Regions from separate parts of the Homo sapiens genome. Here region 2 is linked to region 1. Evidence: chromatin loops called from intact Hi-C (ENCODE). Cell type or tissue: right lobe of liver. All regions are shown on one strand. Each heading gives the region's core, and the rest is flanking DNA. Links, peaks and the distances in the headings are about the cores only.

Evidence for each region. A loop is a pair of places that touch in the nucleus more often than their neighbours do. Peaks named below come from ENCODE experiments on the same cell type or tissue, not always from the same donor. Only the 100,000 strongest peaks of a DNase experiment are listed, where the experiment ranks them.
Region 2: a loop joins it to region 1, with 3 times the contacts of the local background. A loop is called at or near these places in 4 of 110 quality-filtered maps.

Annotation. Positions count from the first base shown.
Region 1 is chr6:3,730,537-3,735,906 of GRCh38, reverse strand. The region is part of intron 3 of PXDC1 (PX domain containing 1); the gene reads left to right. Among named protein-coding and RNA genes, the nearest start is that of PXDC1, 18 kb to the left of the region's middle. RefSeq lists a silencer at 3,258-3,552. In right lobe of liver, for the core only: a CTCF peak has its summit at 3,179 (motif pointing right); a DNase peak (open chromatin) is centred at 3,186; H3K27ac peaks cover 2,398 bases.
Region 2 is chr6:3,430,863-3,436,232 of GRCh38, reverse strand. The region is part of intron 1 of SLC22A23 (solute carrier family 22 member 23); the gene reads left to right. Among named protein-coding and RNA genes, the nearest start is that of SLC22A23, 24 kb to the left of the region's middle. RefSeq lists enhancers at 3,006-3,085, 3,146-3,285. In right lobe of liver, for the core only: a CTCF peak has its summit at 2,969; no DNase peak of the experiment used is centred there.

The DNA of each region.
Region 1 (5,370 bases), core at 98-5,097:
GTTTGTTTTTACTGACACATAATTATTGTACATATTTATGGGGTAAAGTGTGATGTTTTGATACATGTGTATATTGTGTAAAAATCAAATCAGAGTATTTAGCATTTCCATTATCTCAAACATTCATCTTTTCTTTGTGGTGAGAACATTCAAAATCCTCTCTTCCAGCTATTTTGAAATACACAAGGCAGTACTGTTAACCCTTGTCACCTTACTGTGCAGTAGTACAGCAGAGCTTATTCCTCCCACTGTCACTTCGTGCTCACTGACCAGCCTTTCCCTGTCCACCGCTGGCCCCTCCCCAGCCTCTGGTAACCACTGTTCTACTTGCTGCTTCTATGATCTCCCCTTCTCTAGGTTCCAAATATGGGTGAGATCTTGTGACATTTGTCTTTCTGTGCCTAGCTTATTTCACTTAACGTAATGCCTGCAGGCTCATTCATGTTGCCACAAATGACAGCATTTCATTCTTTTTAATGGCTGAATAGTATTCCGTTGTGCATATGTACCACATTTCCTTTACTCATTCATTGGTAGCTAGACACTTTGGTGGTTTCCGTTGTGTGTTCTTGGCACCTTTGTCAAAAATCAGTTGGCTGTAAGTATATCGATTTATTTCTGTGTTCTCTATTCTGTTCCATTGGTCTATGTGTCTTTTTATGCCAGTACCATGCTGTTTTGTTTACTGTAGCTCTGTCGTATATTTTGAAATTGTGTAGTGTGATGCCTCTGGCTTTGCTCAAGATTGCTTTGGCTATTTGGCATCTTTTTTGGTTCCATATACATTTTAGGATTGTTTTGCTCATTTTTGTTGTTGTTGTTTTGTTTGTTGGTTTTGTTTTGTTTTGAGACAGGGTCTCCCTCTGTTGCCCAGGCTGGAGTGCGGTGGTGCAGTTACAGCTCAAGTGATCCTCCTGCCTCAGCCTCCCAAGTAGCTGGGACTACAGGCGTATCCCATCATGCCAGGCTAGTTTTTGTATTTTTTGTAGAGATGAGGTTTTGCCATGTTTCCCAAGCTGGTCTGAAACTCCTGAGCTCAAGCAATCCATCTGCCTTAGCCTCCCAAAGTGCTGGGATTATAGGTATTAGCCACTGCGCCCGGCCTAGGATTGATTTTTTTTTCTATTCCTGTGAAGAATGTCATTTGTATTTTGATGGGGATTGCGATGAATTTGTAGATCACTTTGGGTGGTATGCTGCTTTTGATATCTCCCTAAGATACCTTCCTATGTGCCTTTAGACAAGAGCAGTGAGTACAGGAGCCCCTTTTTAGCTGGCACTGGGTCTCCAGAACCTTTATGGGAGAGTGAGGATGACTGGGTCCTTTTTCCTGGCTGGGTGTCTATGGATCCTCATCTCAGAGGGCTCACAGAGGGCTCTGGAGTCCTAATTGTCTATTGCTCTGGGTTTTGCATTTTGTAGTGCAGAGCATGGGGAAGCCTGGTTCTTTAGTCTGAGTGGGGAGAGTCCTAGCACCAGTGTCTCTGTTTTGGTTTGTTTTGCTCTGTTTGGGCAACCCAGAGATCAAGGAGCAGCAGAGTCCTCTTAGTGCCTTGCCTTATGGGAGGTGCTGGCCCCCGAGTGAGAGGGATAGATTAGAGGCCTGGAGCCACCTCTGATGGAGAAGCTCCTGAGGCACAGTGCCCGGCACATGCTTCAGCCTGCCCTGGCCTCCCGTCTCTATCAGCGATGTGTATGAACACATGGCCCACGTGGACCCTAAGGGGCGAGCATAGTGAGACGAAATTTAACAGGGAGAAACGTAGAGTCTCATGTTGCCATTGAAAGTATGTTTTCTTTGCCTTTTTGCAAGGGCTGAGGACAGGTTTCAGCCACGGCTGTCTGTGGCCTTCCGTGTGTGATGGGGGTGCAGTGTCCAGGTCTAGGAAGGCAGGGGTCCTGGCCTCCTTATGCAAGTCAAGACTGTCCCCGGGATGCAGCAAGATGAATTATTACATCCAGAGAAGAGTGTCTGGTGGGCAGGGGTCAGAAGAATGGGAGGAAATGTGGAAGAGCAGCTAGGAGGAAGGGGATGCCACCTTCAGATGTTGGCGGGCTGCCATGGGAAGGGGTCAGGTGGGGGCTGGCACTAGGCCTGTGGGTAGAAGTAACTGTGGGCGACTTTGGCTCAGCACAGAACACGTTCTAACATCTGGGGCTGCGTAACCATGGAGTCTGCACCAGCCAGTGGCTAACAGTCTCAGTGCAAAGTCTGGGGGCCCGGAGGTGTTGCTGCAGGAGGCGGCAGGCGGTATGGCCTCTTGCAGCCTTGCAGAGCCGAGGGTCTCAAGTGCTCTGAGTGTTTCCTCCTCTTCCTCTTCTCTGCCGGTCACCGAGTCTGGTTTTCTTTCTCTGAACCCCCCAGACCTTCCGATCTCTGTTCCCGGTCTAGCTCGCCCCTCACTGTGTCTAAGGGAGCTTCTTAATCTAGAGCAGTTGTGCCTGCCGGTGGCGAGGCGGTACACCCACGCACACCATGGCAGATACCTCCCTTCAGGAGTGTTTTTTAATGAAATTACTATTGACAATAAATAGCCCCAACATCCCTTTGAGAAAATGGCTCACACATAGGCACACCATGTTCTCAGTCTTGGTCCCATATTTGGCATGTTTCTGGATCTGTGGCTCCCCAGGCTGAGGCGCGGGGTCCAGAGAGTCCTGGCATCACCTGAGACTGTCCACACGGCTTTCTCTCATGCGTCCCCCTTTCTCCAGGATATGAACCCGAGGACTGAGCCAGTCATCCCAAAGCTCTGACCTCTGAGGCTTATTAACTGTCTTAAAAGCTCACTCTCACCATCAAGCCCAAGTTCTTGGTCATTCTGGGCATTCAGAGCCTAGCCCACGCTAGCCTTTTGATGTTGTCACCTCCACTCCAGAGCCTCAGCCTCCTGCAGGGGACTGGCCAGCCGTTGCATGGACTGTGGCCCTGCAGGGTCCTTCGTGCAAACCTGCCTGTCCACTGCTGTCCTGGTTAATTCCATTCATTCCCGGCCGAGAGCCCACATCCACCCTCCTCCTCCATTTCTTATGCCACTGACATACGTGTAGGGAGGTGGTGCCATGGGGAACAGGCACTGACTGTCTCTGCTCTCATGATGTAGGCTGGGGATGGGGACCTGCAGGTGCTGAGTACCTTGGCTTTTCTAGGATCGTTTAGTTGTCAGGAGCTCCACTAGATGGCGCCCGGCGCTAGCAGGCGCGGCGACTGTTTCCACATCCTGGGGCCACGGTGAGGACAGTCAGGATGGACTGCATCCCTTGGCAGTGCTTCCAACCAGTACAGCCTTAATCATTCTTTGTCCCAATGCTTATCAAATGTAAGAAAGCAAGAATTTAGAGCGTTCTGCCTCATGGCTGCAGCTGTGCAATGTAAAAGGAAATGCAAACCTCAGCTTCGATCTGGCAACTTGGACTCATCAATCTCAGCCACAAAATCTGACCATTCAGGTTTAAGAGGCCTGGAAATGAATCACAATTTTATTTTTCATTAATCTGGCTTCTGGCCAATCTCAACCTTAGTTTCACTATGTAGGGGTAGCCCAGCTAGCCAGTTAATACAAGGGCACTGCTTTGGGTTTTGTTCCGTTGCTGGAGTACATGGGAAATACAGTGGGAGAGAGGAGGTGAAAGGGAGGAAGGCTAGAGTATGAATGCTTTCACGGCTGAGACCGCGTGTCTGCTGAGAAAAGGAATAGAGTTATTGAAGTGAGGGGTTGTGACGTTTGTGGGGCTATGAAAACATAGCTGCATCTAAAAAACAGAAAAATTGCCATCAGGCAAACAGACACATTGGTAATTGTTGCAAAAAAGATCCATTGATTGATAGATGCAAAGATTTGTGAGTGAAACTGAGGAGAAACAGGATTTGCATAGCTGCAAGGCATCCTCCTTCAATTAACTACAAAGGGAAAGGTGGTAACTTCGCTGTGGAAACAGCTGGCAGAAGCCTCCTCACCAGGCACTCCACAGCAGCCTCAGCAGCAGCAGGACCTGTCAGCCTCAGCCCCACCCCCATATGCCACTCCAGGTCTCATGCAGCGTCACTGTGTAGGGTTCCTGCCAAAAATGCATCACCTCAATCGAATCACTCTGAAACTGCCAACAAACCCAAATCGAGGGACATTTGCTAAAATAGCTCAGTCCTCTCTAAGAGTGCTACGGTCATGAGGGACAAGGAACGATGGAGGAACTGTCAGAGGTCGCAGAAGACCAAGACAGAGCAACTCATTGCAGCAAGAGATCCTGGATTGGGGCCCCCACGGAAAAGAGGAACGTTGGTGGAAAGACTGTTGAAATTCAAGTGAAGGAGGTCTTTCATTTAGTTAACAGAATTGTGCCAATGTCAGTTTCCATGGAAGAGCAGGGCTGCTTTCATTTGGAAAAATATGAGTGTAAAAAAATAGCTTGAAAGTCAACTATTTCATGGAATCAGTCATGTATGTGATTAAAATGGCTACATTGGTCAAAGATTCTTGCTATAGATACTAAGCTGACTTCTAAGACATTCACACTGTATGTTTGAAGAGAGGCTCAGATGCTATAATTTTTCTTGAATGACAGCATTTTCTTCCGTTCTTTTTTATTTACATCATAACAGATCTGAGGACATTACTAACAATGATCATAATAGCTGTGAGGAAATGCGGACCTCAGCCTTGATACGGCTGTTTGGACTCATCAATTTCAGCCACAAAATCTGATTATTTAGGTTTAGGGGGCCTGGAAATAGAACACTGTTTTTCATTAATCTGGCTTCTGTATAATGTCAACCTTATTTTTACTAAATAGGGGTAGCCCAGTTAGGCAATTAATAAAAGGGCACTGAATGATCATGATAGATCACTCAGGACTCTTTATTGAGCCCTCAGTATTTGCTAGATTCTTTACATACATCATCTCAAGTTAGTCTGCACAATGGCCTTTGGAATGGATACCTTTATTTCCATTGTACAGATGAAGAAACTGAGCAAGAAGTAACCTGCTCTCCAGGCATAAGTAGCAGAGCCTTCCCCAGCTGCAGTCTGCATGCTTTCCTACCTGCTCGTGCCTCCTGAGGAGCCAGCATTCCACACTGAGACACGCCATGCTTGCTAGTGCTCTGGCCGAAGGCACATGGCAAGTTATCAGTGGATTTTGTTACAAGTCAGGCTCCCTGGTCCCGTAGCAATGAATCTCAATGCAGCCTTTTGCCTGAAGGTACAAGTTCATGGTCTATACCATCGTCTTGTGAAAACTGACCTGGGAGGTCAACTCCCATGTAAATATCTGCTGTCCGTGGTTGAAACGGGGCACAGGCTACAGGCTTAGCAAGAAGATCTCCTTAAACCAGTGGTCCCTACAATTAGAGGCTTGCTACAGCTAAATGTT
Region 2 (5,370 bases), core at 136-5,135, 300 kb after region 1:
GGGAGGCAAAGATTGCAGTGAGCCGATATCACACCATTGCACTCCAGATTGAGACTCCGTCTCAAAAAAAAAAAGTATAGATGACATTTCTGGAAGTCCAGAGACAGGACGGGCTGCAATCTCCAGTTCTTTCTAGTTCTCTTCTAGGTCATCCTCTGCCCTGGCTTCATTCTCACGCTGTATTAGCTTGCTGGGCTGTGTAACAAATACCACAGAAATGTATTCTGTTACAGGTTTGGAAGTTGGAGGTCCTAGATCCAGGTGTGGGCAGGGTCAGTTTCTCCTGAGTTCTCTCTCCTTGGCTTGCAGATGGCGTCTTCTCCCTCTGTCCCCACGTGGTCCTCCCTCTGTGTGTGTCTGTGTCCTCATCTCTCCTTGTAAGGACACCAGTCACCTTGGATTAGGGCCCGCCCTAGAGACCTTACTTTAACTTTAATCATCTCTGTAAAAACCCTATTTCCAAACAGGGTCACATTTTGAGGTTCTGGGGTTTGGATTCCAGCATATCTTGTTAGGGGCAGGGTGGACACACTTCAACCTGCCCAGGGTCCCTTCAGGGAGAAGGGAGGCAGTCGCATCTCTGGAGCATGGGCTGAGTGTGTTCTCATGTCACTTCTGCAGTAAGTGGGCTTTCCGTCCAGTCTGTCTGTTGTAAATCAGATGTGCAAGTGAGGGCAGCTGCCAGAACTTCCATAGGAGTTGGCTGCCGTGTTCACAATCCAGGTGGTGACAGAAGGCTGCAGGTACTAGAGGGAAGGGCAGGTCCCACCACTGCAGGAGAGGTAGCTGGGAACAGGGGTGGGAGTGTGGGTCCCCATCATAGGGGAGGAGGAGGGAAAGGAAAGGGGGAAAAGGGAGACGGAGAGGGGAAGGGGAGCAGGGATGGTGGAAGAGAGGGGAAGTGGGGAGAAACAGGAGGAAGAGATGAGGAAGGGAGAGGGAAGGGAGGGGAGGAAGAGTTCATTGCTGCAGGTTGGCTGGGCTGAGTGTTTTACAGATGCCGTGGCTGAATCCTGACAGCCCCCTGAGAAGTTGGCTTCTCTGTGGCTTATAGCTAAGCTAAGCCACCTGCTGGAGCTGAGATTTGGACCCCAGCAGCCTGAATCCCAGCCCCTGCACACTGCCCCTCTGGGTAGGGGACTTCCAGCATGGGTCCTTCACTCCCAGCAGCCGCTTCCAGCACCCTTGTTGCCTGGGTTCTCCGCCCAGGTTTCTATGGAGCAGTGTGGATGGGTTGGGGCTGTTTTTCTTGCCTTTGATATAGTGACAGTCAGACTCCTGTTTGGAACTGACAGGCAGCCCATAAGCACACCTGCTAAGAACCTCAGGCCTTGACATAGCATCTGTGGGAAACTTTCACATCTCTTTTCTGAGTTCTTGGCCTAGAGATCTATTTCCTAAGCACAAGGGAGGATACGATCAAATGCCCCCTCTCCTGGAGGTTGATCCAGGCATTGCGGTTATTCCGTTGGTGGATTGGCCACACCCCTCGCGTCTCCTCCGTTCTGCTGCCTGACCTTGTGCTGTTGGAGGAACAAAAAATTGATGCTCCTCGCAATCCATCAGATATTTCTGCCCTGTCTTTGGACCCATTTTAAATAATTTCACAGATTTTTTTTTTTTTGAGATGGAGTCTTGCTCTGTTGCCCAGGCTGGAGTGCAGTGGCGCGATCTCTGCTTGCTGCAACCTCCACCTCCCAGATTCAAGCGATTCTCCTGCCTCAGCCTCCTGAGTAGCTGGGACTACAGGCGGGTACCACCATGCCCCGCTTATTTTTGTATTTTTAGTAGATATGGGATTTCACCATGTTGGCCAGGCTGGTCTCGATCTCCTGACCTTGTGATCCACCCGCCCTCCCAAAGTGCTAGGATTGCAGGCATAAGCCACCGCACCCAGCTCTTTATTTATTTATTTATTTATTTACAGAGTTTCGCTCTGTCGCCCAGGGTGGAGTACAGTGGCGTGATCTCAGCTCACTGCAATCTCCGCATCCCGGGTTCAAGTGATTCTCCTGCCTCAGCCTCCCAGGTAGCTGGGATTACAGGCATGCACCACCACACCTGGCTAATTTTGTATTTTTAGTAGAGATGGGGTTTCACCATGTTGGTCAGGCTGGTCTCGAACTCCTGACCCCAGGTGATCCATCGCCTCGGCCTCCCAAAGTGCTGGGATTACAGGGGTGAGCCACTGTACCCAGCTTTCACAGATTTTTTAAAGTGGAGGCATAATGACCACATAGTAAAATGGACAGATGTTAAGTGTATAGCTTAGTAGGTTTTGACTTGTATATATGCCCATCAACCACCCCCTAAATTAAGGTATTTCCTTCACCCTAGTGAATTCTCCAGTCAGCCCACCCCTTAGGCAACCGCTGCGTTAATATCTATCCCCATAGCATGGTTTTGCCTATTCTGGAAGGTTATATGAAGGAGGCCTGTGGTCCGCCGTGTCAGTCTCATCCCTGGATTCCTGAATGGTACTGTGCACATTGATAGTTGTTCCTGTTTGTTGCTGAGCCATATTCCACTGCATGGGTAGACAACACTGTGTTTCTCTCTCCATTGGTGATGGACGCAGGGTTGTTTCCAGCCTGTGGTGATTATGCTTAGACTGCTGTGCCCATTATAAGCTGAACATTGTCAATCCTTTCCACTCCTGGCTACCCCTCTGTTCTAATATTTAAAAGTTGATTGGCAGAATCAGGGCAGCCATTGAAAAGTCTTGACTTATTTATAAGCTAGGCAAGTTTCCTCTTTTTCTTTTCAAAATTTTTGGGGTAGGAAGCAGGAGTGATGGGAGGAGTGTGGGGAGGGGGTTACCATTTGTTAGGGGCAGGGATCCCTGGCCCTAGAGAGTTGTGGCCCCTGTGTGGCCCTACAGCTTCTGGGACTCACTCCCTAGGGCTGATAAGGAGGCCGTGGGAATGGTGCTAGTACCATTTGGGCAGGGAGAAGCCACCTAGAGGTGGCACTACCAGTCAGCTGCTGTTTGTGTCCCAAGGGTGACTTAGCAGCTGTTCTGAGGAGTTTCCTCCTGTCCGTGCAGCATGTGAGAGTGGCTTTGGCAGCCAGGCCCTCCCGCCTCTCTGTAGGCATCTCTTGCATGTGAGCGTTTGATGAAGACCTATTTATCCTCCCTTTTTGTAAGAATGACCTGGGCAAGCCTTTTGAGTGAAACTCAAATGAAACAGGTGGGGCCTCTGCTGTTACCCAGCCCACAGCCAGCTGCAAAGAGCCACAAAGCCCCAGCTTGTAGGGTTTCAAGCCAAGGAAGGGAATTATCTTCTGATGGAACCTGCTCTGCAGAATTGTACGTTCCCTTCACAAGGTTCCGGAGGCCACTGGGGAAGTATCTCCCAACAGGGATGAGTTAGTGAGAGAAGGAGGGCCAGGCCTCCTGATTTGCCTGCTCCTTGCTAAAAACCTTAAAAAGAGCAACGAACTGTAGGTGGGCATTTCCACCATATTTAAACATATGAAAAGTTCAGTGCTTTTCCTAAGATTTTCCCAGGGCTTCAAGTTTGCCAGCCACTCTGCACTTCATCAGGAAGCATGTTTGTGCTTGCGTGCGTGTGTCATCCTGAGACGAACTGCATTCCTCTGAAAGCAGGTTAAACAACTGATGGTGTGCTTTTATTAGGATAACAGTTTAGAAATTTGAAGCCCCCAAATGTTCTGCATAAATGATGCATTTGTCATGATGGCTACTGAAATTACTGAGCCAAAGCGGAGAGCTAGAAGGAGACGCGTTCCTGGAAGTCCTCCCTCTGCCTGGTTTTACAGTGAGCTGAAGAGCAGTTGTACACAACAGCAAGGAAGATTGGTTCCTTTAGGTTCTGCAAAAGCAATTTCAGAATTCGGGGAAAAAACATTAAACATTTATTTTAAACTTAGGCTTCTTCAAAGTCTCACAGCCAGCCTACCCTCAAAGCCTGAGTGATTGTGGAAGGAGCCAGCGTTCACTCAGCAGAGGAACAGAGCTTTCCTGCCGCAGGCTCTCAGTGAAGATCCAGGGAGCAGAGGCGTGGGCAAGGAGCACTGGGCTCAGATGCAGGAGAACCGGTTTGAACCCTAGCACTACCGCCTCTACACTGAGGAACCTTGGGGATTACTCAGCCCCCTGGAACCTAATTTCCAAGGTAGAGATGACACCTATAGCATAAAGCTTTGTGGGGATTACAGAAAATGATGGATGTGCCGCTCCCTTTCAGCAGAGTGTGTGCTTTGAGATACGCATTTAATCTGAGCCCTTTTCTGCAAAGAGCTCCCAGTGGAGCTCAGAGGACAGTCATGTAACCAACAACTACAATGCATTATACAACCACCTGCAATCCCCCAACCATTAACTCTAGACCTCTAAAACAGAAGTATGGAAGCTCATAGGAAATGACCGAGGTCAGCCCTGGCAAATGGCGGTCTTTGTGGTCCCCAGCTGGCCACCTGAGCTGTGGACACGTTTGTTTGCCTTGTGCCCTCACTTTCAGAACCCCTCCTCCTTTGGCCTCATATTGTCCCTAGCTATTTGACATCTCCTCATTTAGGAGTGCTTCTCAGGTGCTCTCAAATGACCTCTTTTTCAAAATTTCCTCTCTATTCCTACTTTCCAAAACCAAAATATCTGGGCAGCTAATTTTAGCTAAGAGATGAAAGCAGTTCACACTAAGGTACGAAGGACTGATAGGATTGACCCTACTCTTTCTGAGCTCATCCATAACTTCAACCTGTTAATTGAGGACTGGCCAATAGCCCACAAACTTCATGCCCACCCATAGATGGTTTTGAAAGGCTGAACCTTTAACAGCCCTCCCTCCCTTTCTCCCTTCCCTGTCCCCTGCAGAGCCAGGCTTAGGAATTTGGTCCTCCTTTTCTGTGATCCTTGATCAGGATATTTCTAACAACAGTAGCATCAACCGAAAGCCCCAAATAAGGTTTGATTGAGTTAACATTTTCATTGCATTTTAAGTCTAGTCCTGATTAACATTCCACTCTGTGACATGGGTGCAGGGTGTGTCCTCACAGGACCTGCCCCCACGCCCATCTCACTCAGTGTCCAGTCCAGGTGCAGGTATCCCTCCTGGAAGCCTCCCTTGAGCCTGCCCCACATTTTTAAACCCTCACACATGCTGTGTTTTCTTTTTCTTTCTTTCTTTTTTTTTTTTTTTTTTTGAGACGGAGTTTTGCTCTTGTTGCCCAGGCTGGAGTGCAATGATGCAATCTCGGCTCACCACAACCTCCGCTTCCCAGGTTGAAGTGATTCTCCTGCCTCAGCCTCCCAAGTAGCTGGGATTACAGGTGCGTGCCACCACACCCAGCTAATTTTGTATTTTTAGTAGAGACGGGGTTTCTCCATGTTGGTCAGGCTGGTCTCAA